Linked DNA regions of Mus musculus: region 1 is linked to region 2. A link is a loop called in an ENCODE intact Hi-C map of the cell type or tissue named here. Cell type or tissue: heart. All regions are shown on one strand. Links, peaks and the distances in the headings refer to the core of each region. The heading gives the core; the rest is flanking DNA. Region 1 holds the start of Zfp260 (zinc finger protein 260). Region 2 holds the start of Zfp146 (zinc finger protein 146).

Evidence for each region. A loop is a pair of places that touch in the nucleus more often than their neighbours do. Peaks named below come from ENCODE experiments on the same cell type or tissue, not always from the same donor. Only the 100,000 strongest peaks of a DNase experiment are listed, where the experiment ranks them.
Region 1: a loop joins it to region 2, with 10 times the contacts of the local background. A loop is called at or near these places in 12 of 42 quality-filtered maps.

The regions. Positions count from the first base shown.
Region 1 is chr7:30,087,721-30,100,116 of GRCm38, reverse strand. It overlaps Zfp260 (zinc finger protein 260), which reads right to left and starts at 5,041. Exons shown (of 3, transcript NM_011981.4): 1 at 4,906-5,041; 2 at 395-589. Zfp566 (zinc finger protein 566) reads left to right here and starts at 9,607. Exons shown (of 4, transcript NM_152814.2): 1 at 9,607-9,829. In heart, for the core only: a CTCF peak has its summit at 5,010; DNase peaks (open chromatin) are centred at 4,956 and 5,326; H3K4me3 peaks cover 2,714 bases; H3K27ac peaks cover 2,342 bases.
Region 2 is chr7:30,164,279-30,176,674 of GRCm38, reverse strand. Zfp146 (zinc finger protein 146) reads left to right here and starts at 6,934. Exons shown (of 2, transcript NM_011980.4): 1 at 6,934-7,016. It overlaps Gm5113 (predicted gene 5113), which reads right to left and starts at 6,800. Exons shown (of 3, transcript NR_157376.1): 1 at 6,461-6,800; 2 at 729-824. In heart, for the core only: no CTCF peak of the experiment used is centred there; a DNase peak (open chromatin) is centred at 6,874; H3K4me3 peaks cover 3,151 bases; H3K27ac peaks cover 1,860 bases.

The DNA.
Region 1 (12,396 bases), core at 3,111-8,110, 76 kb after region 2:
TTTTTTTTTTTATCTATCTTACATATTTGTGTATTTGCACACAAGTGCAGATGCCTATGGGCACTAGAGTCCTGGATCCCCTTGGAACTAGATACTGTATCAATTATTAAAATTAAGTCGGCAAATGAAGCAGAGGGGCTGGTACCCAACATAGAAGTTAGAAGAGCAACCAGTCCTGCAGAAGGCGATGGAAAAGAAAACGGAGTCAGGAGGAAGTCTGGAAATTTCACTGACCTAAGGAATTTTCAACAACTGTCCCTCCAAATGGGGACAAGCTGATCCCAAATAATAATAATAATAATAAATAATAATAATAATAATAATAAATCGTCATCATCAAACTCTCACTGGAGCTGTAAGGACACTGAGAACACTACATAAAGGTTTCACTCACCTGCAGATTGATGCTGCTTCTCAGACAGTCAGGGTTTTTGTTTGAACTGTAGACTTTTAACTTGCAATAGGTAAAGCAATTCAGGACTCAGGCGTTATCTCTGCAGCGGCTGCAAGTCAGACCGAAGCCTCAGCACTCAAGAGAGCTCTGGAGGGTAGAGAAACTTCCGGTCTCGGGAGTACACAGGAAGGGGGACTGTGCAGACAACACAAAGGCGCCTCAGTCCGCGCATGCGCACAAAACAGATGGGCCAAGCGCTTGTACTTGGCATTTAGACTAAACCCGTAATTCTACTTAAAATCAAAATGTTCTTCAGATGTGGGTAACAGATGGTATTCTATTTTCAGAAATGAAGTTATACAGAGGAACTATGACACCGCCATTTTCAGAGTCTGCCCAAGCTGGCCATCTGAACATGATTTCCGAGTGGGTATCAAGGTGCCCTTGCTCCCAACTGAAGTCAAACTGCTGCCTATCATTTTACTGTCAACCACGGTGGGGGTTTTGTTCTATTTTCTGAGGCAGTCTCTCTGTGTGGCCTGGCTGTCCTGGAACTCATTCTGTAGACCAGGCTGGCCTCGAACTCAGAGATCTGCCTGTCTCTACCTCCCGAGACTTGTGCTTGAAGACGTGTGCCACCACCGCCCAGCCTCAACAACATTTTAAGTCAGGTATGGTAGCATGTTTCTAATAGTAGCAACTTGGGAAACTGAGGCAGGAGGATGGAGAGTTTGAGGCCAGACTTGGCTACCTGTCTCAAAAAAAAAAAAAAAAAGCAAATAGAGGGACGGGGAAAGGCTCAGTGCTTAAAGTACCTGTGCCGGCAAACGTGAAGATGGGTGTTGGATTCCCAGAATCCCTACCTGTCAGGGGGGCATAATGGCTTGCCTGTAATTCCAGCTTCAAAGGGCAGAGAAGGGATCTTGGGAGCCAGTTGGTTAGAAACACAAGACTGTCTAAGAGCTGTGGGTGTGACTGAGACCCCGTCTTAATAAGTGAGGTGGGAAATCGATGGATGATGGTGACTCCTGACATCAATGTAGGACCTCCACATCATGCCAATCCATATGCATGAACACTCCTGTGCACATGCACCCCACCCATCCACACAAGCTCACACACATGAAGAACAAGTATACACACTGAAAAACAGACATGCACACATGTAAACACACACACACAATGTAAAGAGAAATAAACTGATATGGGCAGGCACTCAGGAGAGTGGAGGATCAGAAGTGCAAGGTCATTCTCAGCTACGTGGTGAGGTTCAGCCTGTGCGTGTGCGCATGAGAGAGAGAGAGAGAGAGAGAGAGAGAAGCCAGGAGTGTTTTTTTTTTTTTTTTTTTTTTTTTTTTTGTTTTTTTTTTTGGTTTTTCGAGACAGGGTTTCTCTGTGTAGCCCTGGCTATCCTGGAACTCACTCTGTAGACCAGGCTGGCCTCAAACTCATAAATGCCCTCTTCTGGTGTGTCTGAAGATAGCAACAGTGTACTCATATGCATGAAATAAATAAATAAATCTTTAAAAAAAAAGAATAATTGATTTCCAGGGTATAGTAATGAAAGGGCAGGCTTACTCTCTTACTTGGAGATGTACAAGCTATAGCTGTGCTGTGCTGTGCTGTGCTGTGAATTACGGATCAGATAATACAGAGGGGAAACGGGTGGAGGCCACCTTCAAGAAGGAGCTATCAGTAATCAGTATGACACTAATGGACATAACAAGTTTGATGCTCTCAGCTGAGCGTGGTTGCACACACTCTGAGTTCAAGGCCAGCCTGGTCTATATATTAAGTTTCCAGACAGCCAGGGCAACCTAGAGAAACCTAGCAGTAGAAGTCCTTAGAGATGAAAAAAATCCCACAGTCCTAGGCACATCGCTATCAGAAGGGTAACGAAAGCAAGCTGGGGGTGGAGAGATGCCTGCTAGTAAAGGCACTGGGTCCTGAATCGAGGTCCCAGCACCTATGTAACAAGTCACACACGCTGCCATACAGCTTCATGGAGGAGAGGGCAGTGGATCCCTGACACTCATGGACTCAGGGGGTTCCACATTCAGTGAGAGACCCTGCCTGCCACAAACAGTAAGGTAGAGAGTCATGGAGGAAGGCACCTGACCTCCACCTCTGCCCTATGACTCCCAAGTGCATACTCATGCACACACGCATGTGTGCACTCACAAGTGCTCTGCCATAAGACTCCCAAGTGCATACTCATGCACACACGCATGTGTGCACTCACAAGTGCTCTGCCCTATGACTCCCATGTGCATACTCATGCACACACGCATGTGTGCACTCACAAGTGCTCTGCCCTATGACTCCCATGTGCATACTCATGCACACATGCATGTGTGCACTCACGAGTGCTTATGCATATACCCACATGAACATGTAGACACACACACACTAAAAGAAGTTGTATCTTCCTTGTTAATTTGAAATTTTTTCTTACTTATCAAAATTGTTGACCCTTTAATAATATCTCACTTTATTGCAATTGTTAAGGGGCTGGAGAGATGGCTCAGCAGTTAGGAGCACTGCTGCTTGCTCTTCCAGAAGACTGGAGTTTGGTTCCCAGCAGCCACACTGGACTGCTCTCAAGGAGATCTAATGCCCTCTTCTGGCTTCCAAGGGCATTCATAAACATGCCCACAACCTTCGAGCATTCACATACACATAAATAACTCTTGATTAGAATTTATTAAAAAAAGGGCTGGTGAGATGGCTCAGTGGGTTAGAGCACCCGACTGCTCTTCCGAAGGTCCAGAGTTCAAATCCCAGCAACCACATGGTGGCTCACAACCATCCGTAACAAGATCTGACTCCCTCTTCTGGAGTGTCTGAAGACAGCTACAGTGTACTTACATATAATAAATAAATAAATCTTTAAAAAAAAAAAAAAAAAAAAAAGAATTTATTAAAAAAAAATTTTTTTTTGGATTTTTTTTTCAAGACAGGGTTTCTCTGTGTAGTCCTGGCTGTCCAGGAACTCACTCTGTAAACCAGGCTGGCTTCGAACTCAGAAATTCGCCTGCCTCTGCCTCCCAAGTGCTGGGATTAAAGGTGTGTGCCACCATGCCCGGCTTAAAAATAAATTCTTTAATGGAAAAAAAAAAAAAGAAAATAAAGAAAAGAAAAAAGAAAAGAAAAACATGTTTTAAAAAGATGTGTGACAAGCTAGGCAAGGTGGCGCACACCTTTAATCCCAGCACTCAGGAGGCAGACGCAGTTGGAACATCCTAGTTTGGAGCAGCTTAATCTATAGAGCGAATTCCAAAACAGTTAGGGCCACACTGAGACTACCCTGACTCAGAAGGAAGGAAGGAAGGAAGGAAGGAAGGAAGGAAGGAAGGAAGGAAGGAAGGAAGGAGGGAGAAATGAAAGCAAAACGATGATGAGCCAGCTATAACAGCGCATGCCTTTAGTCCCAGCACTTGGGAAGCCTATCTCGAGAGTTCCAGGACAAGCAGGACTATGAACGCAGACCATTTTTTGTTGTTTGTCATGTTTTAAAGACTGACCAAAAACTACTCAGAAGAAAATCTGTATGTTAACAAAAGCTACTTGGTATGGATAAATCTGGACAAATTAGGAGTCTTAATTTGGAGCTGAAGGGATTGCTCAGTGGATAAGAACACTGGCTGTTCTTCCAAAGGACTCTAGTTCAACTCCCTGTACCCACATGCCAGCTCACAACTGTCTATAATTCCAGTTCCAGGGGATCCAATGTCTTCTTTTGGCCTCTGCAGGTTCCACGTACACATATATTCAGGCAACACACACACACACACACACACACACACACGAGCCCTGTCCTTTGACAAATCAGAGTGCTAAATTAAATAGCTTTCTTGACCTCTCTGTGCTAAAGGGGGGACAATTAATTACCTTACTGATTCAATCCCATCTGCAGCAGTGAAAAGTACATTCTAAGGGCTAGTCCGTAAATTTGGGACTACTCAAAACTAGCTCATCTGGTTTTTCCAAGTAGCAAGTTAATGCCTACAGATGTGTAGGCATCCAATAACGAGTTATTGGAAATCTTTGTTACAAAGAATATTTTTCAAAGGAACGTTGGTTTCATTTTTTTACTGTAGACTTGTTTTGATTTTTAAAAACCAGGTTTAAAACTACTCACTCAATTATCTTTTTCCCTTTCCTGTTTTCCAGAAGAAAAAAAAACACCTCGTTTTTATTTTTAAAATAAATGCGACATGTATTAGAAAACCACCCCTGTATTTTTACAAACTTGAAACCAGTTTCTCGCTCACTCGAAACAAACCAAAACACACCCTTACACGTATGCTCACCCCGCCCGCAAACCCACCCCGGTTTCTGATCTCCCCAGCCCCCATCCACCCAAGTTCTCAGCTCCACCATCACAGTAGGCGTTTTCGCCCCTTCAGGCATCCTCGCCCGGGCAGGTGGGTAAACCCTCCCCCACAGCTCCTTTGCCTTTACTCAGTCTGGGAAAATCCCGGTCCTACAGACCCCGAAATCAAACTCACCCAGACAAAGGCGACGATGGCGAGCCACGAAGCCTGCGCCTGCGCACTCCTTCAGTGAGCTAGCACTCCCAGAGGTCTCTGCCCACCAGGGCTCTGAACTAGAGGATCTTTTTCCATTCTAGTCTCTCTCTTTCGCTCTCTTTTTAACTGTGAACTACATTTCCCAGAAGTCTCAGGGGTTCTAGTTAATTTCCCCTCCACTCTCCCGAGAACTTTTCCCAGTGGATAAGTAGTAAAAGGTTGGAACTCAGATACTACCACTTTTACACTGTGTTACCGCAAAGGACAATGGTGTGCCAAGGTGTGTAATGAGTGCAGCTTAAACTCACAGAATAGGCTTTTCCTTGCCTCCAGGGCGAGATTCCCAGTAAGGCGCAATCCTCTGGGTTTTACGGGAGAGGACGCCATCTTGGCCACCGTGGCGCACTGCTGAACTACATTTCCCAGAAGGCATCTCAGGCTGATAGTTGGCAGCTCTGCAGAGAGTTGTATCAGACTCTGGTGTTAAGGAAGCGATTGCTACAGTATCACAAACTGAAGCCAGGCTGGAATTGAGACTGATAATTGGGTTCAGACTAAACAATCAGGAAAATGAACTATTGTGAAATTGTAATTTTTGTAGCCGTATGTCCTAGGGTTGTGACAGTGTGTAACAATGTGGAAAGCAGTATGCAGGTGAGTTGTGGGGTCCTGTGGGAGGTTTGTTAATGCGTTACCTGAGTGTTAGGTCCCAAAACTGGGGCAAATGGCTGAGATGCCTGTTAACATATCAAAGCAGCTGATGGCCTGGTGAAGGTGTTACAGCTCTAAAGGGAAAGCTATCCTACAGTTGGGAGCCAAGGAATACCACAAAGTCACACCCTACAGCAAACCTCGGGAGAGATGTATTAGGAAAGCCTCAAGAAGTTGGGTGCCTTTGCTTGGGAGAGAATCAACAAAGAACAGAACAGGAGGCAGGCATTATATAGGGTTTGGGGGGAAAGGAGGCGGGGCTTCCAGGGCGGCCTGGGATTCTTCCCCCCGCCCCCGCCCTTTTTTCCTCTATAGAGTGGATCTTGTCTGTATCTCAAGGGGCTGGAAACAGCCTTCTCAGTGGTAGAACAGTCTAGAAGGCTGGCCCTGAATACTCTTGCACATCAAGGGACTGGGCCAGGCCATTAGATTAGTATAGAGGTGGGGCCTGGCTACCTGTGCTTGTCCTGGGCTACCCTGCCTCCTACCCTGAAATCTCCCACCAGAGTTGGGCTGTCCCTTCCCCAGCTTCTCTTCCCTATATAATCTAGCCCGTTTGACCTCTTGTCCACCATGCTTGGTTTTCTGCTCTCCTGACCTCTAGGCTTCTGCCTCTCTCCTTATCAAACAGCCCAGTGTGAAACCAAAAAGGTGCCACCGTGAACTGTGAGCTAAATTCTTGATCCTGGAATATATGACTGTCCTTATGGCTTACCAATATGTCTTACCAGATACCTTCCCAGGTACCCTTTTACATGATACATTCCCACACCCACCCCACACACAGCCTTGAGCCCAGCCCCCCCTTCTGTCCAGATTTTTAACAGCCAGTTATAGCTACAGCTTTATTTATTTATTTATTTATTTATTTAATTGTATGTGAGTACATTGTTGCTCTCTTCAGACATACCGGAAGAGGACATCAGATCCCATTACAGATGGTTGTGAGTTGCTGGGAATTGAATTCAGGAATTCTGGAAGAGCAGTCGGTGCTCTTAACTGCTAAGCCATCTCTCCAGCTCTCTACACCTATTTTCTATCAACCCTAACCCTTCCCCATAAAAGGGACTCCAAGAGCCAATAAGAAGCAGCTCTCTGAAACCCTGACTTCAGGAGAGGCAGCCTACTTGCGGGCTTAGATTTTTTTTTTTTTCAAAACCTACTTTATTTAGGGTTCTTAAACACTTCAACTTCCCTTCTAATCCACCGACCAGAAGCAAGGGAGAAAGGTTAATAGGAAAAGGGAGTCACAGACCCATTTAGAAGTAGTTTCTCGGGGCAATCCCACTCTTCCTTGTCAGGATTCCAGCAGTCCAGGCCAATAGCAAACACCAAAAATGAATCAGTAGTGGCGGCAAGATCCAGCAGAAACTGCAACTGGCCCAAATCAGAGGGAGCAGCCAGGAGCAGCCGGAATACCACGAGAAGTTCTTTGGTGCATTTCTCTCGACAAAGTGAAGACCAGCGAAGCTTTGTACGGAATAGGAATGCAAGAGCATCCTCTCACTGTTTGTGGGGTTCCATTTATGTTCTTTCTAAACATTATGTGCCTTCTGAAGAGTCTGGTTTCAGCAAAACATCACGTGCCCTCTCATAAGGGAGCTTCCGGAAAAACATCACCTGGCACAATTGAGTCGTCAGAGAAACCAGAAAGTCCCACCTCACAGCAAACACTTTACCAACTCAGCTACCTCTCTGGCAGTCTTTTACAATTTTGTTTTGTATTTATTTCTTTGAGACGAGCTCAAATAGCCAAGCCTGGCCTCAAAGCCCTGCATAGCCTTGAACTCCTGATGCCCCTTATACGTTTAGGAATTATAGTTGTGTCTTACTTTTTTTTTACTTTTTTTTTTTTTCCAGACAGGGTTTCTCTGTAGCCCTGGCTGTCCTGGAACTCACTCTGTAGACCATGCTGGCCTCAAACTCAGAAATCTGCCTGCCTCTGCCTCCCAAGTGCTGGGATTAAAGGCATGTGCCACCACTGCCTGGCTCATTATTAGTATTCTAATTTTAGGAGTCCAGTGATTCCAATCAGAATGGTCTTCTAAAACTTATGAACTGTATTGAGATAATATTAGCAATATAAAGGTTTGCAATTAACAGGCAAAAATATCTTTGGTATATAGATAATTTGTAGAATGTACATAGCCTAACATGGCCTTAAATTCCCTATGTAGCCCAAGCTGGCCTCAAGTTTCTTCTGGTCCACTTACCCCGTAGCCCAGTGCAGGGTTCCAGACATCATTATGCCAACCCAAGCTCTTTGTTGATAAGATTGTCTAAACTTGAGGTCAGAACAGAATATTGAATCTAGAAACATGAATGAATTCACGGAGCATTGGTAATTTATTGTGGCAGTATCCCAGGTCAGTGGGAAAATCGTGGATGACTGAAAAAACAGTATCAGGATAATATAATAGTGTGGGAAATTAATAGGTGGCTGATGTCATCATTGGTTTAGGAATTACAATGTCTCTGCAGAAAACAGAGAGAGACAGAGAGGCAGAGACAGAGAGAGAGACAGACAGAGAGAGAGACAGAGACACACTGAGCCTGGTATGGGCTTTTGAAACCTCAAAGCCCACCCTCCAATAATAACACACCTCCTCTAACATGGCCATATCCCCTAACCCATCCCAGGCAGTTCCATAAACTAATGACTAAGCATTCAAATGTATGAGCCTATGAGCCAGCTCATTCAAATCTCCGCACCCAGCAATCCCAAACTTCACTTCCCTCTAACATGCCTGGTTAGTATACCCGTTATCATTGGGGTAGTCTACCGGCAGCTCTCCCTCAGCTCCATTCTATTCTGGGTAACTTCATATCCTTATAAGATCTTCATGTCTTTATAGTATCTATTTCGTTAGGACTGTGGCAGCTTTGCAATTAACAGAGAAGTGAGGTAAGCCGTGTTGTCCCTATTTTCTGAAGAGAAAATCTTGATTTATACAGAGATGTAGTCTTTTAACTTCAATGTCGTTTTAAAAGATTTAATGTGAGTGCTCTGCTGCATATACATCTGTAGGCCAGAAGAGGGCATCATATCCTCTTATAGATGATTGTGAGCCACTATGTGGTGGCTGGGTATTGAACTCAGGTCCTCTGGAAGAGAAGCCAGTGCTCTTAATCGCTGAGTCATCTCTCTAGCCCCAACTTTAATGTCTTTTTCAGACCGACTGACTTGTTATCTCCTGGACTAGGTATATTTATTGGTTATGGAAATCACTTCAAAGGAAGATGCTTTCTCCAAGTGTTCCACTGTAGTTTTTAATGTAACTACCTCTCAGTAGCCAGGGATGACCCTGATCCTCCTGCTCCTCCTGCGGGCTAGCATTAGAAGCATGTGGGAATCCAAGGTGTGGTCCTGGTATCCACCCTTTCAACCTACAGGACCTGCTAATGAGTACCAAGCCAAATGCATGTCCAGAACAAGTCACACATCTGCGGAGGAGATCTGTTCCTGCACACTTCTGGGGCGGGGGGAAACTCGGCCGCTAGAGGTGGCCAAGCAAAGGCTTAGCTCTCTGAGAAATTGAGATAACTTTCCCCCTTCAATATATTTTTTTTCGTATTGCACTGAATTATATTACTAGAAGTCTCAGCCGCATGATTATGCTTACTATGCAAATCACACTCCGCCCCCTACCAGTTCTCCGCCCCTTTCCTGATGCAGTCTATCCTCTACAGATAATACCAAAAGTCCGGGAAATCAACAGATTCCTAACTTTTTTGAATGATTTTAAATGCAGTAGTGGAAGCTGATATAGGGTTCCATGTATCCTGAGGATGCGTTTCTATTTGGGGTGTCCTCCGCTCGTCCACCACACTGAGGGACCGTTAGAAGCCCCGCCCATCGGGAGCCATCTTGTCTGCCGCGTTCCCTCGGACTGACTACATTTCCCAGAGGGCTCCCTGGCTTCTCGCGGGAAGATCACGCGCCTGGCGTGACTTCAGAGCTTTGCTGGCAAGAGGGGAGGTGCACTGAAGGATTGCAGGGCTTTGGCAGCTTGCAAGGAAGGCCTTTGGTGCGGAACCCGGGAGGAGGCGGGGCGAACGCCGAGGCTGGGCTTTGTGCGGCAGAGGAGTCGGAATTGTGCGGCTAATTTGTGAACAGTGATCGCGGCGCTAAGGGGCTGGACTGGTGATGAGCATCAGTTTCTGCTAACACCGTGGCGGCCACCACCCCTTGGTGAGTGGGAGGGAGCGAGCTGGGGACACGTGCGGCATTGTGTGTGGATGTGGAGAGCTGCTGACTGGGTGAGTGTTCTGTCTCTGTAGGGGCGTGCGACTGTGTGATGTTGTGACCACGTGCAGCACAGTGCAGGCGCAGATACCTGTGGATTCTGTGTGGTAAAAGTGAAGTTGTGCTTAAGTTACTTTTTGAGCCCCTAGTAGGTAGTCCTGTCTTCTCGTAGGTAGGTTTCCGATAGCCGAGTGTCTCTGTTGTGGGTCTGTGTGTGGGTTGTGAGTGTGAAGTTTTGAATGTGTATCTTGCGTGCATTCTTCTTTAGCCTTTGCTCATTTTAGAGGTTCATTTGTGAGCTATCATGCTTTTCTTTGTCTTTTACTTTGTTTATTTGGACAGCTGTGTAGGACTTCCCCGTGTTAAGTGGGATAGCGGCTTAACTGAGTCTTTGTGCTGTTTGATATTTCAGGATCTGAAGCATTTATACATCTCGACTATTAAGGGTAGCCATATGAGTATTTCCAACTGTTTTTAATGTTTACTTTTAAAAATTCACTTTACATCCTAATCTCAGCCACCCTCCTTCCTCGCTTCCCAGTCCTACCCTTACAAATCCCTCCCTCCATCTCCCCCTTACCTTGTCCTCTGGGCAGGAGAGTCCCTCTGGGTACCACCCCTCCCTGGGGCACCTAGTCCCAGCAGGTCTAGGAAGCACAATCAGGCAGTCGAAGTAGGGGGTGATCCAATGACAGGGAACAGAGATGGAGACAACCCCCGCTCCACTTCTTAGGGGGACCCACATAAACACCAAGCTCACACTTGCTACAAACGTGTAGGCGTGGGGTGGGGAGTGTGCTTAGGTCCAGCTCTTCCATGCTCCCTGGTTGGTGACCCAGGCTCTGTGAACCTCCATGCTCCCAGGTCAGTTGACTCTGGGTCTTCTTGTGGTATCCTTGACCCCTCTGGCTTGCTCACTTCTATCCCATACTCTTCCACAAGACTCCCCAAGCTCCACCTGATGAGTGTGGCTCTCTGCATCTGCCTCCATCCACTGCTGGGTGAAGTCTCTCAGGAGACAGTTATGCTAGGCTGCTGTCTGCAAGCACAAGAGTATCATTAGTAGAGTTAATTAGTTTCTCTCACATGGGATGGGTCTCAAGTTGGGGCAGTCATTGGATGACTGTTCCCTCAGTCTCTGCTCCATATTTATCCCTGCACTTTCTATAAACAAGACAAATTTTGTGTTGAAGATTTTTGGAGTGGATTGATGTCCCGTCCCCCTGCCTCTGGAAGTCTTGCCTGGGTACAGGAGGTGGCCCCATCAGTCTCTATAATTCTCCTCTAGTAGGAGTCTCAGCTAAAGTCACCCCATAGGCTCCCTGTAGCCTCTTCCTTCCCAAGGCTCTAGCTAGTCACCAGAGATGCCCCCCCTCCCACCGCTGGTTTCCATTCTCCCAGCCCTCTCTCGCCCTCCCTACTTGATCGCCATCCCTGTTCCGATCCTCACCCCCTCTCCTACCCATTTTCCTCTCTCCATACATCTCTGATGATTATTTAGTTTCCCCTTCTGAGTGGGATTCTCAAACCCTCCCTTGGACCTCCTTATTACCCAGTTTCTTCTGGTCTGTGGATCATAGCTTAGTTATCCTGCACTTTATGGCTAATGTCCACTTATCAGTGAGTACATACGGTGCATGTCTTTCTGACTCTGGGTCACCTCACTCAGGATGATGTTCTCAAGTTCCATCCATTATCTGCAAAATTCATCTGAAGTATATGGCACTTATTCATCTCATCAAATAGTAGACATTTGAGTATTTCTAACTTTTAATCTTATAAACATTCTGCCATGTCTGTTTTAATTTTTTTCTTTTGAGACAAAGTCTCACTGAATAGCCCTGGATGGCCTGGGACTTAGTCTGTATTCCAACCTGGACTTGAACTCACAGATCCACCTGCCTCTGGCTCCAGAGTGTTGGGATTAAAGGCGTGCGCCTCCACAGCAGATGTGTTATAATTACCTTTACAGTAGGATGCAGGAGCTTCAGTTCCCACACCCTCTTCTAACCCCAAAAAAGGTTTAAAATGTGATTTAAAATAAAAGATTTAATTTTAAACTATGTATGGTTGTGCAGGTCTTTGACCCCAGCACTCTGGAGTCAGAAGCAGGTAGATCTCTGTGAGTTCAATACCAGCTTGGTCAACAGAGTGAACGCCAGGACAGTCAGAGCTATGTAGAGAGACCTTTTCTCACAAAACCAGAGAGAGAGAAGCAGAGAGGTGGGAGGGAGACGTGAGTCAGTCTGTGAAGGCCTGGGTGGTCTAAGCCTCCGGCAGTGCTGTTGTCTCAGTCTCGGGAGTGCTGAGATTCAGACACTTGTATCATGATCTACCCTATACAAGAATTGTATTGTTGTGCCAGGAAGTGGTCATGAACCCCAAAAGGCCATCAGGGTCTCTTTATTACAAGCTTAGACTTGGACTCTCCTCCCTCCCAGCCTTGTCACAACAGAATCCTTGAGCCCTCAGCAGGACAAGTTTTTATAGGAAAATAGGAGCAGGGGAGGGAG
Region 2 (12,396 bases), core at 4,006-9,005:
GGAAGCAGCCTTCTCTGGAGGCGCAGCTGCAGCAGAACAGGCTTCCTGCATGGCATGGCGTGCGTCGAGCAAGTTCCTGAGCTAGGCAGGCAGGGTGCTGGAGGGTAAAGAGCTGGAGTTCTGGCTGAGGGAGGTCAAAGTGAGCGAGGCAGACAGCTCATGCAATAAAGATGTTAAAGAAGAGGTCTTTCTTGTTCTTACGGATTGTGTCCTTACATCCATGTACAAGGTGGCTCACTGGTCAAGAGCCCTGGCTGCTCTTCCAAAGGACCCGGATTCAGTTCTCTGTACCCACATGGTGGCTCACAACCATCTGCAACTCCAGTTCCAAGGAATCCAATGCCCTCTTCTGGCCTCCTTGGGGAACCAGGCATGTACATGGTGTAGACACACATGCAGGCAAAACACCCATACACATAAAGTAAAATAAAACAATAAATATGCATGAAATATTTTCCGAATTTATAGCTACCTAAGTTAGCAACAACAGAAGATAGAAGGCAGTGGAAGTAAATACCATCTAATACAGAATACTTTTAATTATTTTAATCTTATGTGCTTGGCCAATGCTGACAGAGTCCTTGCTCTTCTCTGTAACTCAGGCCTTTATTCTACAGCAGGTTTTGTCGGCTTCCTGACAATCACTCAGGTGACAGCTGTCAGCTGTATTGCTACCACACTGTCCTGTTAGCCCCATGACTTCTCCAGCAAGGCCAGGTCTTACTTACCTGGGTGCCAAGGATTTGTCATATAATTTGTAACCGTCCATGGCTCTTTCCCTTGCTCCAATAAGAAGACGACATCAGGCTTAAAAATGACAAGTCCTGTTAATGGGAGAAGAAATGAAGCATGATTATACTGTTTACATTTCAAACTCTGGGGGCTGGAGAGATGGCTCAGTGGTTAAAAGCACTAGCTTCTATTCCAGAGTATCCAGGTTCAATTCCCAGCACCCACATGGAAGCCCACAATTGTAAGTCCAGCTCCAGGAGATCCAACACCCTTATAAACACACACACACACATTAAGGCGAAATAATAACCAACATTAAATGTCAAACTCTGGCCAGTCATGGTGACATATCTTTAATCTCTGTGAGTTTGAGGCCAGCTTGTTCTACATAGTGAGTTCTAGGACAGCCAGGGCTATAGAGGGAGACCCTGTCTCAAAACAAACAAACAAACAAACAAATAAAAAAATAAGATAAAATAAAATTCAAACTCTAGGGCTGGTAGGATGGCTGAGCAGGGTAAAGTTCTTGCCCAGCCTGACAACCTGTTTGATCCCCAGGGTCCACATGGTGCAAAGAGAGAACCAAGTCCTGAAAGATGTCCTCTGACCTCAAGACGCATTCAGTGGTACACTTATACCATCTCCTCCATCACGCAGAAATAAATGTGGTAAGAGCCTTTTTATAAATAATTAAAATTCAAACCCTAGCTTTTGGTCTCCAAGGAATCAAAATAGTAACAATATTTATTATTATCGATGTTAATTGCAAGTAGGCAAGGCAGGTGATGGACCAGCCTGCCTTCATCTTAAGATTGAGATGGCTCAGCAAACTTCTGTTGCTTTGGTCCCAGGATGTCCCGTTTCCTATGTGGTCCTGGGTGCTCTAGGCCTTACCTAGTGAGACCAGGAAACTGAAGTTCTTCAACGTCACATTTCTGTACAAGTCCCTCTGAGCAGGCTCCATGCACTTCCACTCCCCAGACAACTCTACAGCCACAACCCCAAAGATCACTGTCCCCTGAAACAACGCACTCACACACTATTAGTGAATTAATTGTTTCTTTTCTTTAATTTTTGATACAGGATCTCACTATGTAGCGATGGCTGTACTTATAAATATGTATCTTGGGCTGGAGAGATGTCTCAGCGATTAAGAGCACTGGCTGCTCTTTCAGAGGTTCTGAATTCAAATCCCAGCAACCACATGGTGGCTCACAACCATCTGTAATGGGATCCGATGCCCTCTTCTGGTGTGTCTGAGGACAGTGACAGTGTACTCATATGCATAAAATAGATAAATAAATAAATAAATCTAAAGCAACAAAAGCAAAGCAAGACAAACAAATATATTTGTCTCCTCCCTTTTTCTTTTCATTTTCTTTGAGATAGGGTTACATTGTGTTACTCTGACTGGCCCAGAACTCACTATGTAAACCCAGAGATCCTCCTGCCTCTGCCTCTGGAGACTGGCTAGTTGTTCCATTTCCAGTGAGACCATAACTGATGAAAAGGTTCAGGTTTCCCAAGCTGATCTACTCAGGAAAACGTCTTTACAATGCAGAGATGAAGAAAGGCACCATGGGATATGGGAAGCTCTAGCTTTCGGTCTGCACCACAAGCTAAGAACATGATCAAGTGTCAATCAATACTCTCCTCTGAGGAGCAGGACTCTCCTGATTCACATTCAGACTGGAAAATAAACAAAATCTAGCTGAGCAGGGTCCCATAAGTTACTGAGACCATGCTCGGGTGTGGTGACGTACACCTATTATCCTAGAACTTGGCAGAGTGGGGTATAAGCAGGAGTTCAAAGTCATCTTTGGCTACACACACAGCCGGGTTAGCAAGCAGCCTCTGCTAACCCATCTTAAAACAACCCTTCTCCCCAAAAAAGTATCAATGGCTGCATGCAAATAGAAAGCAGTCACTCCACTTGTAAGGATGTTAGATGGCACATTTGGGTGGCGAATATATCGGTGTTTATTTTCTCATACCATATGCGTGCGATAGACATGTGGGATTTTGTTTGTTTGGTTTGGTTTCTGTGTAGGGAGAGAGGGACGTTTCAAGACAGGGTTTCCCTGTGTAGTCCTGGCTGTCCTGGAACTCTAGAGAGTAGGCTAGCCTTGATTGAATTCAGAGATCTACATGCCTCTGCCTTCCAAGTGCTGGGATCAAAGGCGTGCACCATGATAATCAGCTTATGGGGGACATGTTTTTGTATGTGTGACAGACATGTTTTGTATACCGTTTCTGACAGCAGGAAATATGGTTTTTAGTTTATGTGTATGGGTGTTTTGCATGTATGTCTGTGCACCATGTGCGTGCCTGATACCTGTGGAAGTCAGATCAGGGCTTCTGATCCCCTGGAACTGCAGTTCGATGGTTGAGAGCCAACATGTGGGTGTGGGACACGAATGCAGAGCCTCTGGAAGTAAAACCAGTGTCCCCAAGCAGGGAGCCATCTCTCCAGCCCATGAAATAGGCTTCTTCTTTCTTTCCTTTTGTTTTGTTTTTTAAGAGGGAGTGAAATAAATCAGTATAGGAAAGTCACTGGAAAAGACCGTCGTCTCCTCTGTGGTCCCCATTAATGGTTATGAGAAAATAAGCTATCATCTTTTTCAAGAGAAGGTATTCCTTTCCTCTGCTCCTCTGTGACAACACTGTATATGATGCTGAGAAGAGGGAGCCACCGATGGGGTTGGGGACCCATCACTCGCTCCCCGAGAGCAGACATTTTGGCATAAAGAGGACAGGTGTTCATATGTTCTGAAGGGTTAGGAGGAGTTATGGGGCTAGGAAAGATGGCTCAGCAGGTAAGGTCACCTGCTGCAAAATCTGACGACCTGAGTTTGATCCTGGGTTCCACGTGATATAAGGAGAGAACTGACTCCTGCTACCATTCTCAGTCCTCCACACTGTACAGCAGCTTGCACACCACATCACCACCACCACCACCAACCAACCAACCAACCAACTGACTAACTGCCTGCTTGCCTGCCTGCCTGCCTGCCTGAAAACAAAGTCTGGGCAGTGGTAGACAATCCCTTTAGTTCCAGCACTTGGGAGGCAGGGACAGGCAGATCTCTGTGAGTTTCAGATCTACAGAGGGAGTTCCAGACTCTACACAGAGAAACCCTGTCTCAAAAAGCCAAAACAAACAAACACATAAATAAAATGAACTTTCAAGCTACCTGATGGGCCGTGCCATTCTGATCTACTCTGACTTCTTCCGGATAAATAGAGTCCTGGAAAAGTAGGAGTTAAGCCCCCAGTACACTGACAGACTGATAGACAAGCTCAGTTCTGAATCTGAGATCTCAGGCCTGGGTAACATAGCAAGAATCTTGTGCTTGCCTGCCCGGTCCCACCATGGGAAGAAAATAAAAGAACAAGAGATACAGGTGGAAATGGCTCCAGACAGAGTGTATTTAAATCACTAGAATAACTAATGATCTTCGGTAACAGAGGGAATGCTAGGGCTGTATTACAGAGGCTCACAGATCACGTGCAAACACACACACACACACACACACACACACACACACACACACACACACACACAGAGTTAGTTCTCTGTTTGAAGCCAGCCCAGTCTACAGAGTTAGTTCCAGGATAGCCAAGGCTACACAGAGAGACCCTGTATGGTGGTTTGAATATGTTTGGCCCAGGGAATAGCACTTGTTCTTTGGTAGTGTGGCCTTGTTGGAGTAGGTGTGGCCTTGTTGGTGTAGGTGTGTCACTGTGTGTGTTGGCTTTAATACCCTCATCCTAGCTGCCTGGAAGTCAGTCTTCTCTAAGCAGCCTTCAGAAGATGATGTAGAACTTTCAGCTCCTCCTGCACCATGCCTGCCTGGATGCTGCCATGCCCCCACCTTGTTTTTGTTTTGTTTTGGCTTTTGGTTTTTTTTGAGACAGGGTTTCTCTGTATAGCCTTGGCTGTCCTGGAATTCACTTTGTAGACCAGGCTGGCCTCGAACTCAGAAATCTGCCTGCCTCTGCCTCCCAAGTGCTGAGATTAAAGGTGTGCGCCACTACCACCCAGCTCCCCACCTTAATGATAATGGATTGAACCTTTGAACCTGTAAGCCAGCCCTATGAAATATTGTCCTTATAAGAGTTGCCTTGGTGCCTGTTCACAGCAGTAGAACCCTAACCAAGACACCCTTTCATGAAAAAAACCCTCTCCTCCCTCAAAAAAAAAAAAAAAAAAAAAAAAAGGTTCAGGGAAAGGAGAATAAAATGGGATGCTTTTTGAATTTGGCTTTGGACAGTCAATAGTTAACTACTGAGCTGTATAGTCTTGGCTCAGCATCATCCTCTTAGAAAAGGGTTGGAAGAAAGGAAACATGAGTGAGCAGGGTACTTTTGGATAGCTGTTCTTCTATCCTGGTGTTCAGGGGATGGAGGTCAGACATGGCTGGGCACTCAGTCCAAACTCAGTGTCACCTTGTAAAACTGAGGTCACTATTGTCCAGGGCCAGAATCTGCCCAAACTTTACGGCACCTGCTGGGGCCAAAACAGTAGTCACAGACCCACTACATTTGGCTGCTGCAAGATATGTCACATGAAAACATCCACACACCAACTCTTCACTTTCTAAGAAACAAATTTTTAATAATTTATTTTATTTTTATTGTATGTACATTGGTGTTTTGCCTGCATGTATGCTTGTATGAGGGAGTCGGATCCCCTGGAACAAGAGTTACAGACAGCTGTGAGCTGCCACATGGGTGCTGAAACCTGGTCCTCTGGAAGTCCAGCCAGTCCTCTTAACCACTGAGTCATCTCTCCAGCCCTAGAAATAATTTTTTTAACTTTGTGTGTGTGCACATATTCAGGTATGTGTGTGCAATGCCATTTTTGTGGAGGGCAGAGTAGAGTCTTGGGTGTTGGTTCTAGCCTTCTACCTTGTAGTCTGATCACTGCTACACACTCCCAGCTAGTTCATCTGAGAGGTTTTGGAAATGCTTGTCTCTGAATTCTGTAGGAGCTTGGATTACAGGATAATTACAAACACAGTATGACAACTGACTTGTGCCACAAGAACTTTACCCACCTAGGCATCCCAGTCAGTTTGCTTGCCACTGTGGTACAATCACTTCCCTAACATCCCTAAAGGTCCTCCTTACATAGTCACAATCACACATGGTGGCACGCAGAAGGCACAGTACTCTGCATCATCCAGCCATAACTGAACATTCACTCAGGGGCCAGTCACTCTTTAGCAAAGATAGTCCACACCCGCATACACACAGTATTACACACTGTCACAAAGTCCTCCTCCTTCTTTCTCCCTTCTCTCCAAGAACACAAGGATACTCACGCACTGCCGACGCAGAGCCACGGACACAGAACACTGCACACAGTACTACACAAGGTCACTTAACCCAGAGATACACAGTCACAGCTACAACTATATCCACACAACCCCAGGAATAAAGGTTATCGAGCACACAACACACTACAGGACCACGGGATACCACTTCCACAACCACAAGATCCCGGAACACATAACATCACATATGTTTGCACAGCAACAATCAGATATACACCTTGGAGACAGGTGATTACAACAGCACACTACTTGTAAGCACTGACAACCGGTCACCACCACAATCAAAACCACAATTAGAATCCCGCAGCCCAGTCCTGCTTCAGCGTGCACAACCCCGTTCAGGACACGCCTGTTCCCCACCCCCGTTCAGTACTCCCCAGACCATTTACCTTGGGTCTCAGTAGAAGGCGCGCGCATCCTGCTTCAGCCAAAGGTAAAGGTTTCATCAAAGTTGAGCTACAATGTCAGCTCGCTATGGACTCTGGGAAACGTAGTCCATAGCCACATCAGCCCCGGACAAAGATGGTGTCCTTTCACCTTGGGGTCTGGGCTCAGTGTATTATTGAGACGCCGCCCGTGAAGTACCAAAGAGGAAGTCCCCACTCCAAACATCTTACCAGGCGTGAGCTTATTTGGGTCCAAGTGACAACAATCTACTCTAAGAAACCCCAAATCACAAGAGGCGGCCAGGTTTGTGCGTGGGAGACGGATAAGCAACCCGCAGTGCCTTGTGGGAAGTGTAGTCCAAAGTCGTAAAAGCAGTATTGCTGATAATAGACAACAGCCTGGCTAGGCTTCAGTGAACAAGCCCTGAGATGTCGCGGAGACTTCTGGGAGTGCTCACTCACTCCCTGAGTGCGCAGACGCAGGGGCAGCGAGTGGACATTTTGGTCTTTGTCCGCGGGTCAGCACGGCCGTCGTGTCCACGTGGCGCCAAAGTAGGAGGTGGGATCTGGGCGTCCTGGGTCGGTGGGTTCGGGAGGTTGGAGGGCAGTGTTTCCGATCTTTGGAGGTGTAGCGCGGGGTTCAGGGAGTGGGCTGAAGAGCATTGGATCTTGGTGAAGGCGGAGGTGGGGGCCTCTGAGGAAAGCTTGAGCGTTTGAGACCGAATTTGACTGCAAAGTTTGACCCACTATTTGGAATGATTGAGTGGGTGTGGAGCTGGGTGTAGGATTGTGGGTGGCTATGCTTCACGAGGCAATGAGGAGACCCATGTTGAAGTATCACGTCTGCGCGGTAGTTCCCGAGTCGAAAGTGCTGATAATTATAACGGGGCCATCTTCCCGAAGAGCATCCGTTTTATTTGATTACTTGAAAGGTGGGATGAAGCTAAGGGTTAAATACTTTTAAAACTGTATTTATTGATGGTGAGTTTTATACGCAAATGCATTTCGTGATATGTGCAGAAAGCCTTAGTAAACATGTTTAGATTTTAAAAGACGATCTGTGTACTAAAACGCGGTTGTTTATGAATGGAGGTAGAATACAGATTACTCTGTCATGCTTAATTAAGGAAACATTTGGTTTGGAATTGTTTGTCCCGGGGGTGCCAGCCATAGACTTCATTTCTGATTTTTGAGGTACTTTAATAGAGCTGTTAGGCAAATTCGAGTTTCGGTTTGAAGAGCGTCATTTCACTAAAAACCCAGGATTAAGGGGTCTAATTTAGATTTAGGTTAGGCACAGTTCCTCATTTAAAGCATATATATATATATATATATATATATACATTTATTTGTGTGGGCATGCTTGCCACAGTCGGTTCTGTCCTCCATCATGTGGGTTTAGGGTCGGAATCCAGGTTGTCAGCCTTGGAAGCAAAGCGCCTTTGCACACCCCCCCCCCCAAGCTCTCTCACTGGTCCATGTTTTTAGTTTTTTGAAAAAAACTTAGTGATTACTGTGCTATATCGTAGATGTCATAACTCCTTCACGAGTACAGTTCTGTGAATTGTGTAGCACATGTGAAAAACTACTTCTCCCTGCTGTGGCAGTCATTAAAGACATCCGCAGCTTTGGCTTTTCTCCTAATGGTAAAAGTTAAGCAGTACCTGATTAAGATTTGCAAGTGGGTAGCTTTCAAATTTATGAATAGCTGCCACTAGTTGATACATTGTAAAAACAAAAAACAAAAAAACGAAACAAAAGTAGTTTTTTAAATATCACTGAAGCTGGACACATACACACCTTTAATTCCCAACACTTGGGAGGCAGAGGCAGTTGGATCTCAGAGTTTCAGGACCCCTTAACTACACAGAGAAACCCTGTCTTGAAGAACAAAAACAAAATGACAAGAAATCCCCCAAAGAAAAGCAGCTAGAATGTGAGGGTTTGCTTGTTGCAATTTTTTGGAGGTAATGTGTATTGACTCTTGACTGGGCTATATCCCTAGCCCACAGTTCTGGAAATTGATGCTACAAATGTATCTACTATGTTTGAGTGAAACAATACAGACACAAGTTTGCTCGTGACAGCAAAGTTTAGCCTAGAAAAGTATTAGAAACATTTCATGCTCATCCATTAAAGGATGGTTCGGTTGACCTATGATAATAAGCTTATCCAGTGGTCGTGCAGAAGAATGAGGAGGGAGCTTTATATAGACACTGAAAGGTCTCAGACATAGTAGGACAAGGTTCAGAATATAGACTTGTCAGGAATAAGGTAGCTGTCTTTGAATTTCTTTCTATTGGGGAAAAAGCTTCAGGATAGATAGATGTGTGTGTATACACACACACACACACACAGAATGATTGTTACTGTGGGATAGGGGGTACTAGAATGGATAGGCCAAAGGCAAGTAACCCCATTTACTTTATAACTTACACATATGAGTGTAGTATATGTTCTAAAGTCAGCTTCTTAAATCATTTATTTATGTTTGTGCCTGTGTAAGTTTGGGCACCAGCAGAGTCTTGAAACCTCAAAACCCTCCCCTAGTGACACGCCTCCTCAGACAAGACCTTACCTCCTAATTCTTCCCATAGAGTCCTGCCAACAGGGGACCAGTTATTGAAATACATGAGCCCATGAGCTATTCTCTTTCCACCAACTACAGGAATGTAAAGTTCCATTACACTTAGCTACTGAATGTGAATTCAGCCAACTTACCATATTTTCACTTGCACTAATTTACCATTTTTTTCTGAGATCAGCTGACTGTCATCCTGGTTACCCTGTATAGCTTAGCTTTGCAGACAGATTGGCCTTGAACTTGTTGCAGTCCTTCCACCTCTGCCTCCGGGGTGCTTAGATTACAGGGTTGTGCCGCCATGCTCGGCAGTGTATAGTGTTCGCCTGTTCCCTGTGCTGTTTTCCTAAAAGGAAGTCTAACATGGTCACTTTGTCAGCTGATGCAGGTCTAGAGGCAGAGCTCCACAGTCAACTGCAGCAGCCTGAGCAGTTCCTTATTGTTTTAGGAACCATGACTCAGGTGACTCCAACTTAGAAAATATTCTGCGATTTTTGAGATTGTATTTTAATTACATTTCTCCCTTCCCTTTCCTCGATTTATCTGAACATGTGTGCTCTCTCGAGTGACACATCATGCATAAGGCACTCAGGACAACTTGAAGGAGCTGGTTCTCTTTCCACTATGGTGGTAGAAAGATTAAACTCAGTATTTCAGTATCCACCTCTACTTGGTGATTTTTGCCTGCCCCAAAGTTGGAGTTTATTAAAGTTTTTAGGGACAGGGTATTATTTAGCACAGGCTGGCTTTTAACTGGCTATGTGGTAGCTATGGCTGATCTGTCTCTACTTCCAGACCTGTAGAGTTACCGGTGTGTGCCAACACAACCAATTTCGGTGGCGCTAGGGATTGAACTCACGGCTTCTGATAAGCTAGGCGAGCAGTCTTCCATTTGAGACACACGTCCTCGTCCTGAAGATACCTTAACACAGACTTAAAATCATAAGGGTCAAGAGGCGTGAGGGCACCCAGAAAGGAAGGCGTCCCATAGCACGTGCGTGGGCTTGTCAAAGAAGAGCGGCACTTGACTGTCTCGGCAGGAGTCACAGACGTTCCTGTAGATTAGGAGCTATTATCTTCAAAAGATTGCTAAGGAACTTCACAGGGTGTTTACTGAGGTGCACCTGGTGTGCTTCTGTATAATCAATCAATCAATCAATCAATCTTGAAAATAAAATAAAACTCCCTCACAGGGCTGCAGTAACTTAGGAGAGCTTCTCTGTAAACAAGTTAACAGTCTGATTTACGATTCCCAAAATCCCTACCAAGGTTATATACATTTAGGCCTTGAGGTTGGCTCATTGTTATTAGTATGGAAACTACCCAGGGTCCGGAGACTGGTTCATTTCAGTAAAGTGCCTGTCATGACAGTGTGAGGGCCTTAATTCAGGACCCCCCCCCCCCCCCCGTACAGCATTAATACAGCATTCCTGTAATAATCCAGGCATGCTGGCACCCTCAGCCTGCTCCTGCCTCAGATCATGAGTAACTGGGATGATAGGCTTACTTTTTTTCTCTCTCTTTCTTTCCTTTTTTCATGTAAATTTTAGGATTGGCTTATCTAGTTCTGAGGAATGGAGAATGCCCCCCTAAAATTTTCTATTGAGATTGTATTACGTTTACAAAATAATTTAGAGGAAAGCAGCATCTTTGTGATGTTAGACACTCCGATCCGTGAGCATGTGCTTTGTTCAGGTGGCATTTGGGGTCTTAAATGTTTACATTAAAAACAGCCCAAACGTTATTGTGAGTGCCAGGTGTATAGGTGGGTGCCCAGGTGCCAAGGTGCCATCTGTGAGGGCCAGAAGACAACTCAGTAAGATCTCTTCTTGCATGTGTATGTGAGTTCTAGGTTCTGACCTAGGTTGTCAGGTTTGCACAGAGGGCCATCGCAGCAACCCTGAATGTCTTTACAGAAGTTTTAGTCTATTACTACTGTTACTGTTATTCCTTCTGAGTGCTACAGTGAATGTGGCGATAGTTATTAGAATATAGGAAGCTTTGTAGTTTTTGTGTCTTGTTGTTGTTGGGTGCCCCCCCCCCCCCAAGACAGGGTTTCTCTGTGTAGCCCTGGCTGTCCTGGAGCTCACTCTGTAGACCAGGCTGGCCTTGAACTCAGAAATCCGCCTGCCTCTGCCTCCCAAGTGCTGGGATTAAAGACGTACGCCACCATGCCTGGCGCTTTTTAGCTTTTTATTAACTCTTTTCTTGGCATAGATTACTGTGTTGTTTATATTAAATAATATTGAGATGGGGACACCCTTGTGTTTATTTGGAATTTGATATAAACAGTGTGGCTGTGGCTGCTGCTGGGGATTGAGACTCCAGAGCTGCTGGGCCAAGCACTGTTGCTGAGCCACATGAGGTGCTTTTATGTTAGGCAAGATGCAGTCTTTACTTGTCCCGTGCGGGATATGATTTGTGTTCTAGTTACTTTTCTATTGCTATGAAGAGACACCGTGACCAAGGCAACTCATTAAAGAAAGCGTTTAGTTGGAGACTTGCTTACAGTTTCAGAGGGTGAGTCCATGACTGTCCTGGTGGGGAGTGTGCCCACAGGCAGGCCTGGTGCTGGAGTGGTAGCTCAGAGCTAATATCTTATTCACAAGATGTAGGCAGAGAGAGCGTGAGCAAGACTGGGCTTGTTTGGCGAAGCTCATTAAATGTAGCTACCAAGAAGATGTAAGTGTCAAACAAACTGGTGTGTATTACAAAATACCAAAAAAGCCTGCAGGCACACAGTGTCTTACAAAGGAGATGAAGGACAGTAGAAGAAAAGGTATAGTAGAAGTAGAACACTCAAAACTCTATAAAGGCTCCATTGTGGGGGCAGACAGGAAAGGTGTGTGTGTGTGTGTGTGTGTGTGTGTGTGTGTGTGTTGGGGGCAGGGGAATAAACTGAACTGGTAAAAGGCAGGTGAGATAGATTACATTATAACTGATCAAGAACATTATAAAGATGCTGAGGTTACAGTGCACAAACCTGACAAGTGTGCCTCTGTGTGTGTGTGTGTGTGTGTGTGTGTGTGTGTGTGTGCCTGAGGGCTTAACTTAGAACCTCATGAGTGCTAGGCAAACATGCCAATGAGCTATATACTAAAAAACCTGAAATTTTATTGTTCATAATGGGGGGTGTGTGTATGTATTCCTCATAATGGGGATATAGCTATATTTATATGTGAGTGTATATATATGTATGTATATATTTGAGATGATGTGTATATACATATATTTGAAATTAAAGTATAATTACATAATTCTCCCCTTCTTCAAGTCCTTGCATTTCCTTTCCCCTGCTCCCTTTCAGATTCCTGGCCTCTTTTATATGTATGCATGTACGCAGTTCATTTAGTGTTAC